2 separate regions of the Homo sapiens genome follow, and region 1 is linked to region 2. Evidence: read pairs that join two places in POLR2A ChIA-PET (ENCODE). Cell type or tissue: GM12878. All regions are shown on one strand. Each heading gives the region's core, and the rest is flanking DNA. Links, peaks and the distances in the headings are about the cores only.

Region 1 (6,963 bases), core at 1,025-6,024, 390 kb after region 2:
TGTGTAGTTTTGTAAGAAACTGCCAAACTGTCTTCCAATATTTGCATTCCTACCAGCAATAAATGTTGTCCTGTTGTTCCACATCCTTACCAGCATTTGGAGTTGTCAGTGTTTTGTATTTTGGCCATTCTAATACTTGTTTTAATTTGTAACTCTCTTATGAAATATGATGAACATCTTTATATATGTTCACTTTCCATATATATATGGAACAGACTATTTACATATATATCTATCTTCTTTGATTAGGGGTCTGTTCAGGTTTTTATCCACTTTTTAATAAGGTTGTTATTTTTCTATTGTTGAGTTTGAAGAGTTCTTCGTATATTTCATATAACAGTCCTTTATTATATATTTCTTATTTTCTAATATATGTGTCCAATTCAATAAATTTTCTTTTAAGCACTGCTTTTGCTGCATATTACACATTTTGATGTTTTATTTTAATTTTCATTTAGTTCAAAATGTTTTAAAATTTCTCTTAAGATTTCTTCTTTGACCCATATATTATTTGGAAGTATGTTGTTTAATCTCCAAGTACATTGGATTTCAGACATCTTTCTGTTATTCATTTTAGTTTAATTCCATTGTGATCTGAGAGTAGAAGTTGTATGATTTCTCATTTTTTAAATTTGTTAGGGTGTGTTTTATGTTCCACAGAAGTACTGTCATTCCCCTCATAATGACGTTTCAGTCAACAAAGGACCACATGTATGACAGTGGTCCCATCAGATTATAATGGAGCTGAAAAATTCCTATCACTTAGTGATGTTGTAATATCATAGCATAACACATTACTTTTCTATGTTTAGGTATGTTTAGACACACAAATACTTATCATTGTCTTACAGTTGCCTACAGTGTTCTGTACAGTAATATGCTCTATGGATTTGTAGCCCAGGAGCAATAGGCTACACCATTATAACATAGGGGCATAGTAGGCTGTACCATCTATGTTTGCATAAGTATACTCTATGATGTTTGCACAATGATGAAATTGCCTGACGATGCGTTTCTCAGAACATATTCCCATTGTTACGTGACGCATGACTGTAGTCTATAGATGTCAATTATATCCCGTTGATTGATGGTGATGTTGAGTTCAACTATACCCTTACTAATTTTCTGCCTGCTGGATTTGTCCACTTCTGATAGATAGGTGTTAAGGTTTCCAACTACAATAGCAGACTCATCTATTTCTCTTGCATTTCTACCAGTTTTTGCCTCAGGTATTTGACATTTGGTTGTTAGACACATACACATTAAAGATCGTTATGTCTTTGTGATGTATTGATCCTTTTATCATTATGCAGTGCCCCTTTTTATCCCTAATATCTTTCGTTGCTCTGAAGCCTGCTCCTTCTGAAGTTAATATAGCAACTCCTCCTTCTTTTGATTAGTGTTAGCCTGGTTTATCTTTCTCTATTTACTTCTAATCTACATGTTTCTTTATATTTTAAGTGGGTTTCTTATAGGCAACATGAAGTTGGGTCCTTTTTTCTATCCACTCTGAGGATCTTTGTCTTTTAATTAGTGTAGGTAGACCATTGACATTTAAAGTGATTATATCTACCATATTTATTACCATTTTCTATTAATTTCTCTTGTTCTTTGTTTCTATTTTTATCTTCCTCTCTTTTCTACCTCTTATGGCTTTAATTGAGCATTTTATATAATTCTATTTGCCCCTTCTTAGCATATACATTATACTTTTATCAGATAACATTGTACCAATTCATGGATAGTGTGAATAACTATTTTTGTTTGTTTTTGAGAAAGGGTCTCGTTCTGTCACCCAGGCTGGAGTTCAGTGGTGCAACCATGGCTCACTATAACCTCCACCAACCTCCCAGGCTCAATCAATCCTCCTGCCTCAGCCTCCCAAGTACCTGGGACTGCAGGCATGCATCACCATGCCTGGCTAATTTTTGAATTTTAATCTCTTATAATAACAAAATACTTGTAATTCCTCCCTCCCGCATCTTGTATCACGGCTGTCTTTTTTTTTTTTTTTTTTTTTTGAGATGGAATCTTGCTCTGTAGCCCAGGCTGGAGTGCAGTGGTGCAATCTCAGCTCACTGCAAGCTCAGCCTCCCGGGTTCATGCCATTCTCCTGCCTCAGCTTCCCGAGTAGCTGGGAGTACAGGTGCCCACCACCACACCCGGCTAATTTTTTGTATTTTTAGTAGAAATGGGGTTTCACCATGTTAGCCAGGATGGTCTCGATCTCCTGACCTCGTGATCCGCCCGCCTCGGCTTCCCAAAGTGCTGGGATTACAGGCGTGAGCCACCGCGCCCGACCCACTGCTGTCATTTTACTTATATATTGGCATATAGTTGAACACATTGTTGCTGTTATTATTTTGAACTGACTGTTAGATCAATTAAGAATAAGAAAAATAGGCTGGACAAGTTGGCTCACGCCTGTAATCCCAGCATTTGGGAGGCCGAGGCAGGCGGAACACGAGGTCAAAAGATGGAGACCATCCTGGCCAACATGGTGAAACCCTGTCTCTACTAAAAATACAAAAACAGATTAGCTGAGCATGGTGGCGAACGCCTGTAGTCTCAGCTACTCAAGAGGCTGAGGCGGGAGAATCGCTTGAATCCAGGAGGCGGAGGTTGCAGTGAGCCGAGATCGCACCAGGGCACTCCAGCCTGGCGACAGAGCGAGACTCCATCTCAAAAAAAAAAAAAAAAAAAAAAAAAAGGAAGAAGAAGAAAAAAAGAATAAGAAAATAAAATGTTTGTTTTCCTTTCACTTAATTCTTCTCTGAAGTTCTTCTTTTCTTCACGTAGGTCCAAGTTTCTGACTTATATTATTTTCCTTCTCTCCGAAGAACTTATTTTTAACATTTCTTGCAAGACATGTCTGCTGACAACAGATTCCCTTAGTTTTTGTTTCTCTGAGAGAGGCTTTATTTCTCTTTCACTTTTAAAAGATGATAATTTTTCAGGGTAAAGAATTCTAGTTTGGCAGTTTTTTCTCTCAACACTCAACAATTTATTTTACTCTTGCGTGCCGGGTTTCTGAGGAAACGTTGGATATAATTCTTATTTTTGCTTCTCTGTAGGTAAGGGGCAGCTGATCCCTGAACAATATGGGTTTGAACTGCACGGGTCCACTTATACACAAATTTTTTCCAATAAATATATTGGACAATTTTTTGGAGGTTTGCAACAATTTGAAGAAACTTGCAGATGAATTATGTAGCCTAGAAATATTTTTAAAATTAAGAAAAAGTTAGGCATGGTATGAATGCATAAAATATATGTAGATACTAGTATATTTTGTCATGTATTACTATAAAATATACATATATTATAAAAAATTAAAATTTATCAAAACTTACATAGACTGTACACGGTGTCATTTTTAGTCAAGAGAAATGTAAGCAAATGAAAAGATACAGTATTAAATTATAACTACATACAATTAATTGTAGCACATCCTATACTACTGTAATAATTTCAATGCCATTCCCTGTTGCTGTCATGGTGAGCACAAGTGCTGCGTGTGTCCACTTAAAACATCATGTGATGCTAATCATCTCTACGTGAGCAGTTTACCTCTCCAGTAAATTGTGTATCACAGTAAAAAAGTGATCTTTTGTGGTTCTCACATATTTTTCATTTTGTTGAGTGCATACCGTAAATCTTGAATAATACCATGGGACCCATACAAAGTGCCACTAGTGATACTGGAAGTATCCCCAAGAAGCACAGAGAGGTCATGACATTACAAAACAGTTGAATTGCTTGATATAAGATTGAGGTCTGCCGCTGTGTTTGCCCACTGCTTCAGACAGATAATTCATCTTATAAACAGATAACATAAACTTATGGTATTAATAAATACAGTACAATAATGTACTGTAAATGTATATTAAATGTGTTTTCTCTATCTTATGGTATTCTTAGTAACATTTTATTTTCTCTAGCTTATTTGTAAGAATACAGTATATAATATATACCACATACAAAATACATGTTAATCAACTGTTTATGTTATCAGTAAGGCTTCCAGTCAATAGTAGGCTATTTCAAATCCATGTTCATTAACCCAGAAATCATACCAAAAACAATGTCATCAATATCATACCCTGTCCCTATCCTCTATAGGAGAAATAAACTCCCCTTTCCCTGAAAATAAAAATCTAATCTGCTGAAAATTAAATGATAGGTTTTGTACCATAGTGGTAGTATCAAGGGGTGAAACATACATTGACATATCAGTCAATATACCTGTCCCCCTGCATTGTAATTATTTGCTGATTGCCTGTCTTTCCTGTGAGACTGTCAGCTTCTGAAGGACAGAGACAAGGCTTGTTTGATAACTCTCTGGCACATAATAGGCGTTTCGATATACACATGTTGAATGTATCATTGCTTCATCAGATGTGTTAAGTGTGAACCAACCTCACTAAGTTATTAAGCACCTACTTGGGATAAGGCTGCAGGTTGGATACTTTGGATATATAAAGATGAGTAAAGTTTGTTCTCTGCCTTCAAAGGCAATCATTATAGCAGGATGTCCTTGTCAAGTTCCTATCCCCTTGACCACCCCCTTCCCTTCACAGGTGGGAAGTCCCCTAGAGGCTATAACTTCTAGCATTTTTTGACCTGAAGGCATTCTTTAGCTTTAGAGCAGCTCAGTGCCTTATAGGTGGATTGTAAGTGCCAGAGACTTAGTCTCCAGAACAACTCACCACCGATGAAGGTGGCAGTTCCTTGCTCTTCAGTAGGACACTGAGCATGTTCCACTCAGACTCAGAGCATTCCCAATGGTGCTGAGCCCTCTTTGCTCATAGCAGTAATCTGCTCATTAAAGCACTCTTTTTTTGGCTTTTTCTCCATTCTTGGTCTCACTTCCTACTCCCTCACAGTGTTTCCTGGGATCTCCTCCTGAATAAATTCTCATACCCAAATCCTTTACTCAGGGCCTGCTTTCAGGAGCATCATTAGAACTGAGCAGGATAAGACAGGCCAAGAGAATGCAGAGGAGGAGGGGATTAATTCTAGCTGGAGAAGACTTGGCATTATTTGAATTGGGTTTGGGTGGGTGCAGTGAGTGCAAAGGAGAGATGCTTCAGGCACAGAGGAGCTGAAGCACACAGAGTGCTCAAGGAAATGTAAGCAATTAGGTCTGGAAGGAATGTGGGTAGGGGGGCATCTCAGACTCTCCTGGAAGGTACTCCAGAGCCCCGTGCATCCCAGCAAGGAGCCAGATTTCTCCTGCTCCTTTCATCCTAAACTTCAGCTCAAGTTACTCACCCTTCTTATACTGGGACTCTGAAATGTCCACATAGTCCCCTTTTGGTAGGAAAATCTAAATACAGAAAAGGACACGGCTACTGCATGTAATCTGTGAGAGCAGCCGTAAGAAATCACTGACCAACCCACTATCTTTTTTAAGCATGGTTCTTTCTTTCTGTCTCTAGATTTTAATTCACATTTTCTGAGTTCCCATGACATACTCTGCGTTAGTATTTTGCTATTTCTAAGAGCTTATATTCTAAATACAGTCTCCACAACTCAATCTAGACAAGAAACTTCCTTGCCTTCTGTTAGAGGCTAATCTTTAATTTTTTTAAAAAGGAATAGTGTGTCAGAAGATCAAAGAAAATGACCCGAGTTTACTCTACATTGGAGTCCACTCTATTACCCACAAGCAAGTACAATGTGTATGTATAATCTCACTCATTCTCTCTCCCCTTGTCCTGAAAATCATTTCCCTCTCATGAACTGTTCTGATGAGTCATTTCATCTCCAGTACTGACTCAATTATACACTCTCGCCATGATCAACAACTGCTAAATTGGTTGTAAACCCCAGAATGGGAGCTGAAAAACCAAAAACTAGAGGTGTGGCAGGAGGACAGGAGTGGAATAATTTGGTCATTTTCCCAGCAGAGGAAAGTTGGTTTAGGAAAGACAAAATGAGTACTTCTGGAATAGGTATACAATATTGGAAAATAACAGAGAAATTAAAGAAGTTATTAAAGCTCACAAGAGGATTTGGTGAGAGAACACTACTCATTTCAGCTCAGCATGAGCCAGTTTGCATTATTATGTTTTGCTCTATACTTAGTCTTGGAGAAAGCCACAAATTACAATGGTTAAATAAAGCTTTAGAAAATGGAAAATAGCAACATTGCAAGTACAGAACGCTACTGGGGTAGAGCACCCTCCAAACTGGGGTGGCTGTAGTGAACTTCTAAAATCCCTCCCTCGTTCTCCCACCCCCAGGAATTTCAGCCATGTCCTTTATAAATCCCCATTACTGTAATATTGTTTGTGTAATAAATACAGCTTTGTTTAGTTTTTAAACTCGGAATTTCTACCAAAGGCTGGGAGAGAAAGAAAGCTGCTGGGTTACCTGCAGGTTGAGTATTTTGGGAAGAGATTAATTTGAGGCATACCTGGATCCAGAAGGGAATGATGATGATAACATTTATTGAGCTCTTTGTATGTCTGAGACATACTCTATAGATGTATTATGTGTTAACTAACGTAGCCTCATAACAACCTTATGAGATAGTACTGTTCCTATCCCATTTTATATATGAGGAGACTGGAGCACACAAAGGCTAAGTAATTGGCCCAAGGTCACATGGCTGGTGAGTGGCAGAACCAGGATTTAGTCTGGCTCCAGAGCCTGTCTTCTTAATGACCATACTGTAATGCCTCAGAGACATAAATATTTGTGTCCTCCAAATTCATATGTTGAAACCCCATCCCTCAATGTGATAGTATTTGAAGACGTAGCCTTTGGTAGATAGGTTTAGATGAGACCACAAAGGCAGATTCTCCATGATAGGATTAGTGCCCTTATAAAAAGGAGAGGAAACCAGAGCACACTCCCTACCCCCACCATGTGAGGACAACCATCGGCAAACAGGGAAGAGGGCCCTCACCAGAAACTGAATCTGTCTGCACCTTGATCTTAGACTTCCAGCCACCA
Region 2 (6,963 bases), core at 1,020-6,019:
CTGGTCTTAAACTCCCGACCTCAGGTGATCTGCCTGCCTCAGCCTCCCAAAGTGCAGGGATTACAGGTGTGAGCCACCTCACCCAGCTGGTTTGCTGGTTTTCTGTTTTTGTTGTTGTTGTTGTAGGCTGTCTTTGTGGTGTGGATCAGCCAGAAGTATAAAGTTAAGATCCTTTCATATATTTTTTGAGCCTTTGCCTTTCCCTGGGTATACATGATGATTTTCCAACTCCAATCACATACATGTGGTTCATTTTTAATGCTCTAGTCTTCAATATCTAGTTCCTAAAAGGGGGAAAATGTAGGAAGGGAAAAAGGTGTTTGCCCTTTATATTCCCTGAGAGTCATTTCATCCAGAGATGGAGGGACTCGCAACAATGGGGTAAAGTGCAACAACAAAACCTGCTGCTTCTTTGCACCTTTGTGATGAGAAGCAGCAATCAGCAATGAGAGCATAGATCCTAAATATTTGGAGGCCAGGGTCCTTTTCAGCTACCCTAGCTCCCACAGGCTGTGTACAGGTTGCTCCAGGAGCATGTGCACAGCTGCCTGACATGTGGCTGAAGGGTGGTTAGCTGCTACTGTGATTACAGCTGAAATTGATGAAAATTAACCACAATTATTGCTCAAGCCCTGGAAGTTATAAGCCTTCAACAGACTCCACAGTTCCAAAATACTTACATTAGACAGATTCTACTGGTAAAATTATTATCTAGGTGGGAAGATAGGTTCCTCTTTTTCCTCCTCTGCCATCTTCTAGGAATTCTCTCTGGGGCTCCTTATTTTCAAAAACTTTTTATAGTGAAAAATTTCAAACCTAAACAAAAGTAAAGAGAATGATATAATGAATCCCTGTGCACTCATCACACAGCTTCAACAATTACCAACTACCTGCTCCTTCACCTGAATTTCAGCCTGTAATTTCTTGCCCATCTCTTTCCTGACAATTCGTGGCTTCAAATGATGTGATTTTCTGCCTTCTCTCCAGCTCCAAGAATCAATGTGATCCCCCCTAATATTTGACTAAATTAACAGGCTCTCTTTTTAATATTCCTAACTTGAATAATTTTTATACCGTCCACCCTACCCCCCAGACTCCTTAAAAAAAAAAAAAGGCAGTTTTTAATCCTTTCCAATGGTTTGAGAATCTGATGAAAGCCATGGACCATAACCCTAGAAAAAAAGGTGCACACACCATTTTATATGTGATTTCAGAAGGTTCATTGACACCTTGAAACCTTCCAAAGACCCTATGTTAAGAACCCCTTCTAAAAGGTAGATTCTCCCATTTCCTAGGCCATACCTGGTCCTTGTAGCCATGTTTCTCTTTCACATTTACATAGAAATGTAAGACTGGGAGAGCATCCAGTTCCATCACTTTTTTGTTGTTCTGTTGAGGCAATCAGACATGAAGGGCAATTTTATTTGTTTTTGTTCTTTTCATGAAGGCATTTTGAATTAATTGTCCAATTAATTCCAATTCCACATGAAGGAAACATGCCTGTTCCAAATCCTGGAGAGTCAGCAACAGAATCAGAGGTCCTGCCAACATTTTTCATACTAACCTCATGCTACCTCTGAATATTTTTCTGCTCCTTTGAAATGAATTAATGCTAACTCCAAAATATTCTGAAAACCCACTCTAAAAATACCTGCTTCAGCACATTTTCTTCTTTCTCCTCTCTTCTCTTTACTCACACAGCATTGGATTTACATGAAATGCAAGGAAGAAAAGTACTAAGGGAGTCAAAAGACAAATTGGAATGAAGTGAACAATTAATTTAAAACATCCTTTAACAAGTATATTTTAAACTACAAAGGTGTTCGTGATTCCTTGACAGGGTTCAATTTAGGTTTTGCTCTGCTACTTGCTCATTCACGGAAAATCTCTGGGATGGACCCATCAACTAGCATAGAAGGTTGGTTGAGTACTCTAGCACTGTTCCCTGCAACATTCTCCCCAGTTCTTCTAATGCTGAACCTCAGCTCTGGCTCTACATCACAGTCACCTGTGAAGCTTTTAAAGTTGAGAAAAAAGACAGGCTCAGGTGAGCCCAATTCAGGTTTACTTACTTTGGGTCCAGGCTCTAGGTGTGCAGGCCAGGCTCTGGGTGTGCAAGCCAGGGATGAGAACCCTGGTCTAATGCTATATGCAAGGAATTAATATTGTTAGTAATGGTGGAGGCCTGGGAGAATACTAAAATTGTTTTATAGCTTATAGCTCAGCAAGAAAGATATATTTAGTCTTTAAAAAAAAACAGGAAAATTTCAGAAGGAAAATTTTGAAGGAACTTTACACGTAAACCACTGTGGGGTAATATTTTTAAAATGCTATTTTTCTCTACCATTTAATTCCTAATGTGGCATAAACTTTTCGGCTCAGTTGGGATATGCTGACACATTATATGTACACACATTTGTATCTTATTTATTTGTATTATATAAATAATAAATAAACTTTTTTTAATGTATAGAAGAGTACAAAGTAAAAAGTAAAAATCTTGGCCACCCTCCCTGGCCCCATCTCAGAGGAAACCCTATTAAGAATTTCTTATGTATCCTTCTAGAAACTGGCTACCCACATCAAAAGTATATATATAATGTTAATATGTATTTATTACATTTATTTATTAGCTCAGGACTCAAAGGGGCTTGGAAATTATCATGACAGTAGATTTCTTTTACTTTCATCCTACCTATGGTGCAACAGGAAGTCTAGACTTTTACTAGGTTTCCCTCACAAGTAACTTTAGGACTCCTTGAGAACATTTAACTTTCCCACAGGATCATGATGGTTAGCTCCCAGGGGCGAGCCTCCAAGCAAATAACCTCCTGCAACCTCAGGACTGGCTTCTCAGCATATCAGAAGGTTCAGGCCTGATCCTGAACCCTCTCTGCCTAACTCCCATGGCAGGGTCCAGTTCTCCTTCCTCTTACAGGTGGCACCTGAGCCTGTTTTTCTTTTTTTTTTTTTTTTGAGATGGAGTTTCACTCTGGTTGCCCAGGCTGGAGTGCAATGGTGTGATCTCAGCTCACTGCAACCTCCGCCTCTCAGGTTCAAGCGATTCTCCTGTCTCAGCCTCCCGAGTAGCTGGAATTATAGGTATGTGCCACCAAGCCCAGCTAACATTGTATTTTTAGTAGAGATGGGGTTTTTCCATGTTGGTCAGGCTGGTCTCGAACTCCTGACCTCAGGTGATCCTCCTGCCTCAGCCTCCCAAAGTGCTGGGATTAGAGGCGTAAGCAACTGTGCCCGGCCAGGGTTCTTCAGGTTTTTTGTATTAAAATAAATTTTTTTGAGACAGGAGTCTTTCTATGTTGCCCAGGCTAGAGTGCAGTGGCTTTTCTCAGGCCTGATCATAGATCACAACAATCTTGAACTCTTGGGTTCAAGCATTGCTCCTGCTTCAGCCTCTTGAGTAGCAAAAGGATTACTCTGATGTAACGGTATTTGCATGCCATGGCATGCACTTCTGGGTTCTTCAGTTTTAGAATAAAGGTCTCCTTATTCTGTGGTTGTAAGGGCCTCCCATGGCCCAGTATGGGTCATATCCAGCCAAATCCAGGCCAGCTCTCTAAAGTTTAAGGTGATAATCTGGCCTGCACACCTTTCCTGGGGTCTTCAGACTTGCTCTTATTCTCCTATAAACAATCCCTTAATTAACAGCAGATATCACATGCACCTAAGAACAAGTGAAATTGTACTGGGATAGTGCAGCCTAACCACAAGGGAACTGTAATCTGAAAAAATGCAAGTCTTTTACCACAGTGACCATTTTCATATTACCAGTCAGAATAAGATTGCTCTTCAACTAAACCAGCTCCATCTCAGAAATGATGCCTGAGATTTGACTCATAATTACATAGAAGTGGGGCACAGAGCAAAGTGGGTGGGGATTTTGAGGCAACAATATTTGACACTAGTTGATTATCATTGAAACTAAGTGACGTGTACCTGAGAGTTCATTATATTATTCTATGTATTTTTGTATAAGTTTGAGATATTCTACAGTTAAAAACAAAACAACATCTCTGCAAAGGCTTTACTCTTTGGCTGGGCACAGTAGCTCATGCCTGTAATCCCAGTGCTTTGGAAGGCCCAGGTGGGGGGATCACTTGAGACCAGGAGTTCGACAGCAGCCTGGGCAGCATAGCAAGCCCTCATCTCTACAAAAAGTTAAAAAATTAGCCAGGCATGGTGGCACATGCCTGTAGTCCTAGCTTCTCGGGAGGCTGTGGTGGGAGGATCACTTGAGCCATGAGTTTGAGGCTACAGTGAGATATGATCACACCACTGTACTCTAGCCTGGGCAACACAGCATGACCCTGTCTAAAAAAATAAAAAGGCTTTATCCTTGATGTTTGCATCACTAAAAGATTCCTCTTTGTGGTTTTCTGGAATAAAGGAACTTGCAGCCCTGTGGGTGAATTTAGTCTCTACTCTTGTAACAAGCTTCTTTCCTTCCTCCACATGTGATAACTGAGATTTTTAGGGCCAATATTTACTCAAAGTTCACATTCTAGCTACTGAGTTCTTCCTCACAAGCACTCGCTTCAAGGGAACTTCTCATAATCAGCCCTGGGATTACGGCAACCTAAAGGTCTTGTTCTCCTTTCAATGTTTCTACAGATGTGTGCCATCTTGCATTTCTAGATGGTAAATTAAATTCTGCCTATGCTATTTTATGCCTCTTTTTTCTTTTTTAAAAATGATTTTACTAGTACAATTGGAGGAAAAGGAGTCTGGTGAGGGTGGCTTGGAGAATAACTGGTTGGTCACCAGGACGGGATAGCACCTCTGGTTCTAGTGAGATTTATGGAAGGGGCTTTGTTCTGGAATGTGGTACTCAGCTTTATTAACTCAGAAACTTAAATGTTAGCACACACAGACACAATGGGACTCTAAGGGCTGATGAATGCCAATTAATTAACTTGCAATGGGAAACATAACGTAGCAAGCCTCAAATCCAAGTTTGCTGGTTAGCACATTTTCTGTCTATGGGAAACTTAAGAAGCCAAATTATAACCAGAAGGGTAGTTGGTGACAGCCAGTTCTACAACAGTGAGTTTTCAACTAGGGAGGGTTGCCCTTCTCTGGGGGATAGGCAGAAGGAAGGGGACTTTTTTTTTTTTTGAAACAGAGTCTTGCTCTGTCGCCCAGGCTGGAGTGCAGTGGCGCGATCTTGGCTCACTGCAACCTCTGCCTTCCAGGTTTAAGAGATTCTCCTGGGCCGGGCGCGGTGGCTCACGCCTGTAATCCCAGCACTTTGGGAGGCCAAGGCGGGTGGATCATGAGGTCAGGAGATCGAGACCATCCTGGCTAACAAGGTGAAACCCCGTCTCTACTAAAAATACAAAAAATTAGCCGGGCGCGGTGGCGGGCGCCTGTAGTCCCAGCTACTCGGGAGGCTGAGGCAGGAGAATGGCGTGAACCCGGGAAGCGGAGCTTGCAGTGAGCCGAGATTGCGCCACTGCAGTCCGCAGTCCCGCCTGGGCGACAGAGCGAGACTCCGTCTCAAAAAAAAAAAAAAAAAAAAAAAAAAAAGAGATTCTCCTGCCTCAGCCTCCTGAGTAGCTGGGACTACAGGCGCATGCCACACCAGCACACCTGGCTAATTTTTGTGTTTTTAGTAGAGATGGGGTTTCACCATGTTGGTCAGGCTCGTCTCGAACCCCTGACCTCGTGATCTGCCCACCTCAGCCTCCCAAAATGCTGGAATTACAGGTGTGAGCCACCGCACCCAGCCTGGAAGGGGATTTTAGGGGAGTGTGTGTGTGTGTGTGTGTGTGTGTGTGTGTGTGGTATTTTTCTTTTAGCATATATAATTAGAAAAGGCATATCCAATGTTATAATTCAACAATATTTGGGGGGGAAATTTAAAACTCTTGCGTTCATAACAAAAATTGTAAAAAATAAACCTTAACAAAATGTTCCTGGCTGGTGACTCAGCTGGGGGCAGGGGGCAGGGTGGGAATCTACAAATCAAACTCTCTCTGGAGAATCTAAGATTTTTCATTTTTCAAAATGAAGCAAGAAAACATTGTTTACTGAGGCACTAAACAAAAGCCATACGTGGGGCAACTTAAGTTTGCAGGATCCAAATCAATTTTCCGTTCTCAAGTTCTTCTCACTAAACAGTGTTATGATTAATCTAATCATGCTTAGTTTTTTAGTAGTCATTAACTGTGGGAATTGATGTAGAAATCTGGGTTACTTATAAAGTATGTACTTTATAGTACTGTACTATGTACTATAAAGTAGTGCTACAGTTTTGTGACCAAATTCTGCAGCCAGCCAAAACCACTGTATGGGTAAAGCAGACATTGATAGTCTCAGCATTGATTTATCTCCCTTCTTCCTTTCTAAAAGATCCCACTTTCATTTGGGGATTGCTGTGTTTCCTGGGAAGAGGACTCTACTCCTACTATATTCCAACCTCTTAAATGCAGCAATTGGTTGGTAACCTAAACCAGTCCAATCAAAGTGAATCTGAAAGACTTTTCTTATGATGTTAATGACAAAGACGGGCTCATTTTCCTGGTGCCTTTAGTAGCCACCTATGGCCACAAGAAGAGTCTAAATTAGGAGAAAGAAAACGAAGACAGGAAAGCGAAGCAGAGAGATACTGGGGCATTGGGGCCATCTCTAGGCCACTGGATCATGTTTGCCTGAACCAATACTACCTCTGGACTTGACAGTTATTTGTACCAACAAACTCTTTTTTAATTGTTCCAGCTATTTTTAGTTGTAATTGAAAGCACGTGGGTGGATCAGGGTTCTGCTGAATCTGGACTGTTTGATTTTCTTGTTCTTCGACCGGCTTGAATATCAGTCATTGAAGCAAGTCATAGAGAAATGGCTGTAGTAAAACTGTCATGTTCTTAATTTTTGCTGTACATCAGAATCACGTGGAGAGCTTTAACAGATGCCACGCCAGTTAAACCAGAATCTATAAAGTTGGGA

What was found. ChIA-PET counts read pairs that join two places held together with the same protein. Peaks named below come from ENCODE experiments on the same cell type or tissue, not always from the same donor. Only the 100,000 strongest peaks of a DNase experiment are listed, where the experiment ranks them.
Region 1: POLR2A ChIA-PET joins it to region 2 with 6 read pairs; 2 of 35 experiments call an interaction of 5 or more read pairs at or near these places.

What each region holds. Positions count from the first base shown.
Region 1 is chr3:150,109,311-150,116,273 of GRCh38, forward strand. All of the region lies in intron 1 of LOC105374313 (a long non-coding RNA gene), which reads left to right. Among named protein-coding and RNA genes, the nearest start is that of LINC01998, 31 kb to the left of the region's middle. In GM12878, for the core only: no CTCF peak of the experiment used is centred there; a DNase peak (open chromatin) is centred at 5,781; H3K4me3 peaks cover 920 bases; H3K27ac peaks cover 862 bases.
Region 2 is chr3:149,723,400-149,730,362 of GRCh38, forward strand. It overlaps a transcript of WWTR1 not described here. Among named protein-coding and RNA genes, the nearest start is that of COMMD2, 26 kb to the right of the region's middle. In GM12878, for the core only: no CTCF peak of the experiment used is centred there; a DNase peak (open chromatin) is centred at 3,752.